2 separate regions of the Homo sapiens genome follow, and region 2 is linked to region 1. A link is an interaction called in ENCODE POLR2A ChIA-PET data of the cell type or tissue named here. Cell type or tissue: Panc1. All regions are shown on one strand.

Evidence for each region. ChIA-PET counts read pairs that join two places held together with the same protein. Peaks named below come from ENCODE experiments on the same cell type or tissue, not always from the same donor. Only the 100,000 strongest peaks of a DNase experiment are listed, where the experiment ranks them.
Region 2: POLR2A ChIA-PET joins it to region 1 with 28 read pairs; 4 of 35 experiments call an interaction of 5 or more read pairs at or near these places.

The regions. Positions count from the first base shown.
Region 1 is chr5:124,713,468-124,715,967 of GRCh38, reverse strand. The region is part of intron 2 of ZNF608 (zinc finger protein 608); the gene reads left to right. Among named protein-coding and RNA genes, the nearest start is that of ZNF608, 32 kb to the left of the region's middle. In Panc1, no CTCF peak of the experiment used is centred here; no DNase peak of the experiment used is centred here; H3K27ac peaks cover 2,146 bases.
Region 2 is chr5:124,615,952-124,618,451 of GRCh38, reverse strand. No RefSeq gene overlaps it. Among named protein-coding and RNA genes, the nearest start is that of ZNF608, 130 kb to the left of the region's middle. In Panc1, no CTCF peak of the experiment used is centred here; no DNase peak of the experiment used is centred here; H3K27ac peaks cover 2,099 bases.

The sequences.
Region 1 (2,500 bases):
GTTTCACCGTGTTAGCCAGGATGGTCTCCATCTCCTGACCTCGTGATCCGCCCGCCTCGGCCTCCCAAGGTGCTGGGATTACAGGCGTGAGCCACCGCGCCCGGCCTATATTAGAGTAATGCAGCTATAAAATATGAGAAAAATGCATTAAAAGTTATGGAGTATGGTTTTCATTACGTAAGATATGTATGCATAAGTAAGGGCTGGTTGGTAATATTAAAAATAAAAATAATGATAACATTTGAAAAGATTTTTTACACCACTTAAAAATAATATTTTCTGTTTAAAAGCAGTATACGTACATGTATCTATGAGCTTTATGAAGTGTGTATATTACCATTATGGCAAAAAATAAGCATGCATTTTTTAATTTTAGAAGATAATAGTTTTTCTTGACTGATTTAAATCATGATTCAAATCAACTTGATTTAAATGTAGTCTAGATAATGCTAAAACTATATTGCAGGTGTTTGTCAACTAGCTAGAAATTATTTTAATGGTTAAGGGAGTGCATAATAGAAATAATTATTTTGCTGCAGATATGGCAAGCTCTGTCACCCGTGGGGTGCTTGTACTTGGATATTAGACACATTTGTAAAAATAAATAATAAATATTCTGGAAACGTGATGCCAAGAGAGCGTGATCCTGTTTACCACCCCTGCTATCCTTCATTTCTTTGTGGCATCATTTTTTTTTGTGTGTTAAAGAGTAAATGAGCTGACTTGGTAACTGTGCAAGAATAAATGGTTAATAACATTTATTTTTATTTACATTTGGGCATTCTTTTGAGACCATTTTCATAGAGGTTGTTTCATTTAATTCTTGAAGTACCCCTATAAAATAGCTGAGGAAGCATTTTCATAGAGTCCATTTCATTTGATTCTTGAAGTACCCCTATGAAATAGCTGAAGCAAGCATTCTTAATTCTTATGGATGTTAACACTAGAAGCAGAAGATCCTGATCTCATTCTTAGGCTGGGATTTCTCCTAGGATGTCAGCTTTTAGAAGAAGAAAAATCACTGTTACCTCCAAATAAAATCTTACTATGTAGTTGGTTCTAAAGAACCTTAAATATTCAATTATAAATTCATCCCCAGGTATTTTGAAGTGTTTCATTTAATTTGAAAACTGTCATCTGGTTTTCAGAGACTACAGCAGTATGTTTTTAATGTGTTGGTTTAGCCATGTGACAAATTAAGCAAGCCCTATGAACATGTGTTACTGAGATTGGTATTGGCAAGGACAATAATAACTAACATTTGTTGAGCACTTATATGATAGAGATACTACGACGGGCTTTATGTAGGATCTCTTGTTTGATATGTCTATTACATTAAATACAATTAGGTAATACTATAATCTCCACTTTATAGGTGAGGAAATTGAGGCTTAGAAAGGTTAAGTAAATTTTCAAGATTATACTAGTAAGTAAATGATCTGAGATTGAAGCACAGAGACCACACTCCTATTTATTACACTATATTACCCAGTTCAAAAGCATTAGTGAGACATGTGATGTGTGACATTGACCTGTCATCCTCTGTGAGAAGTAGCTTCTGGGACTGATGGTCTTAGTTGTGCATCCATGACTAGACTTCTGGATGAAAGAACTCCAAGTTTCTAGGAGGGCTTGTTTCATTTCTAGTCCTCAACAGAATGTGTTTGAGAACTTGATTTTTTCATGTAATTCATTCACTTATGGGGCAATTAAGATAAAATATCCTGGTTTTCAAACTGAAAATGTTACCAAAAACACATTGCAATTACATAGGATGGTTGTTTCTTCTTTTGGGAATAGAGACGTATCATAGATTGACAATGTTGTTTTTTTTAAAAAAGTTTACTTCTTTGTCAGCTCCGTGAAGGGAGGGATCTTGTCTGTCTTGGTTGTCATTAGCACCCAGCACAATGGCTGGTATAATAAAAAGATGTTCAATAAATATTTAATGTTTTATGTTATGACTGCTTAAGTTAGAACTGGAATGTGGCTCCTCATATCTCTTTTGGTTTATGACTCCTAGGTTTTTTTAAGAGAGTTAGGTAGTAGTAGGTACATTTATTATTATTTTTCATTCAGAGATGGATCTATATGTTTACTTTTAAAATCTCCTACACTTCTGTCCACTCCCTACTTCCTTTTTCACTTCCTTCCTGCCCTGTTCCAACATACTGTTAACTTCCCCTCCCCCTCTCCACCAACAGATATTAACGTCCAAGAGTGAACCTAAATGAGCTCTTGAATTCAGTAGAGCAAGGATTGGCAAATTTTTTCTGTAAATGGCTGATAGTAAATACTTTAGGCTTTGCAGGCCAAGAGGCAACATCACGGATATTATGTAGGCACTTGGATAACAAGAGAGAAAACAAATTTCCACAGAATTTTTTAATTGACAAAATTTAAAATCCAATGACAATTATTGAGCACAATTTTTGGTAATACAGATCTACTGATGAGAAGTATGAAATTCTTTTTGTGGGAGAGAATAACATTCCACTTA
Region 2 (2,500 bases), 98 kb after region 1:
TAGGAGGAATTCTTCACAAACAAAATTACTTCGGGGGAAAAAAGGCCATTGGAAGGAAAAGAAAAACCTAAAATTGTGGGACTTAGATACAATACGGGATACTTTAAAAAGCATCTTTTCCTTCAGAAAGATTTCTAGTTTCTGTGTTACTGGTTGGGCTCTAGGGATTCATGAACCCATCTGAAATAGCAAGCAACATCTTGCATGACATGGTCACATAGGCATTTTTCTGCAGGAAAAGATGTTTAGTTTTAATGAGATCCCAAAGACACCAATGAATGAAAAGTTTAAGCAGTACTACTAAGGATCCTAATAGTTTACTGTAACTTTTGTGTGGGTAGGGTTGTGGCCATTTTTTGTTGTCCCTGCCTGGTGTCCATTTCTACTTTCTTTGGTAACAGTACCTCAGTGTTCCTTTGGGGGACTGCCCTCCTTCACTCTAAGCCCAGGCGAGCACATGGCTCAGGTGTGGTTGATAAGCATACTCTACCCTTCTGGCCATAATGTGTGGTTCAGGAAGTGGGCAAGTAACTCACTATAGGTCTGAGATTTTGCTGAAACTATTAGGAAAGAATCATCTTCTTTTTATTGCAGTTGCTGAACAGATATAATATAAATCTGGGTCTGACAGGGACCTCCATGGGGTAAGAGCTTTTCTGAAAGTGAAGCTAGCAGGCAATAAGATTGAGCCAAGAAATGGAAGAAGAGAGTCATGATACCTTTTTGAACCCATAAATCCGGTAGTGTCTAACAGTCTCCTTCTGTACTTTTTAGTTACCTAAACTAATAAACACACTCTTCTTCCACTCCTTTGTTTGTTTACTTAAATGAGTTTGAGTTGGGATTTTGTCACTCAGGTGACAGAGTCCTGAGTGACATCTCTGTGTATATATATGGTTTTTGAATATGTGTGAGAATAGCATGTACAATTTGGCATGCGTTGCAACATCTACGAGTTGTGTGGGAGATGTAATTTACCATTTCGCATATTTAAGTCTATTGACATAAGACACTTTTTAAGGGACTAAAAAAAAACTTTTGTTTTCCTAATCTGTAATTATAACTTATGTTTTGTCCTTGGCCTACCTGGTTTTTCTCTTAAAAAATGCCCTTCTGCCAAAAATGACTTTCATATTCATTCATATTCATCTGGTATTTTAAGTCGGCAGTGTGGATGTCCCCATGGTACCCTGTGACCCAAAGAAGAAAGTGGGAGAAACAAGACAAACTGGAGGGCACCTGAGTGTGACTTCAGGATTTTTCTTATTTCTTTCATTTGCAGTAAGCAAGAAAGAGTGCTCGTTCTATTTAACCCAATGAAGTTAGAAGAGAGAACAAAGAATCATTTTGAAAAATCTGCTGATAGTTCTAACAAAATAGGCTCTCTTATCTAAGGCTCAGTCACAACAAAGATGAAAAAATTCTTTTATGTGCTCAAGTACTTTTTCAGTTTTTGAAAAAAATCAATACCATATTCACACTAACGTTTGCTTGGATAAAATATTGACTGTAGACATGTTCCTTTGAATCCTTATGTAAAAGCGCCCATCTTAATCATCAGATGGGTTCTAATTGTCCCCCCTCCCCTCTAACAGAAAGAGTAATGAAATGACAGCTAAAAACAGAACTATATAGTTATTTTATAACTGGCACTAACAAATTTCGCCAATTACAGAGTCCATTCTGTAAACAATGAATGTGTGGCTCCCAATTAATCTAGTGCACCTCCAGGCAAGGTCTAAATCAGCTGGATACAGCTAAAGCAATTTGCACACAGCTAAAAGCAAATTGGAAAATAAGTGTTCCACGCTGCTGCCTATCTTTCCAAGCCAAAGACACAATCAGTATTCTGGCAGAAGCCCTCTGTCATGTTATTTGCAGCTATCAATTTTAATTATAACAATTATTGATTAGTTAGGAAAGCGAATAATCTGAAGCTCAAATGAATGACTCTGCAGCTTCAGGTCTCCTTCCTGTTTCTTAAGGGCTGTTGTTATGAGTCCTACTTAAAGATCCCACCTGCATGTCTGGACTGTTCTACCCCTACTTTTCCCGCCCCTCCCCACTACACACAGTTTTAGTTTTCCAAATCAGAATAAAGACTGCTCTGACCTGAAATAAAGCTTGGCTAGCATCTTATTTCTAATCAGAGAATTTAGAGACAAAGAGTGTTTGGAGTTCAAGAAACTATTTTATCTCAGTTGGGTAAAGAAGGAAGAAGAGAAATTCAATAGAAGGAAAGGAAAGTAGAACTGTATGTAAGAAAGAGAAGAAAAATGGTCACTAAGTTGTTAGATGAAACCAACAAGACAATGTGGTTTCATGAATGAGAAAGAAAGGTAAAATTTGGGGTTAAAAGGCCTGAAAGAATCTTTCCCTTAAGATATAAGTGGGAGCTAAATAATGAGAACCCATATGGGCATATAGAGGGGAACAACACACACTGGGGCCTTTTGGAGGGAGGAGGTTGGAAGGAGGGATCAGGAAAAATAACTAATGG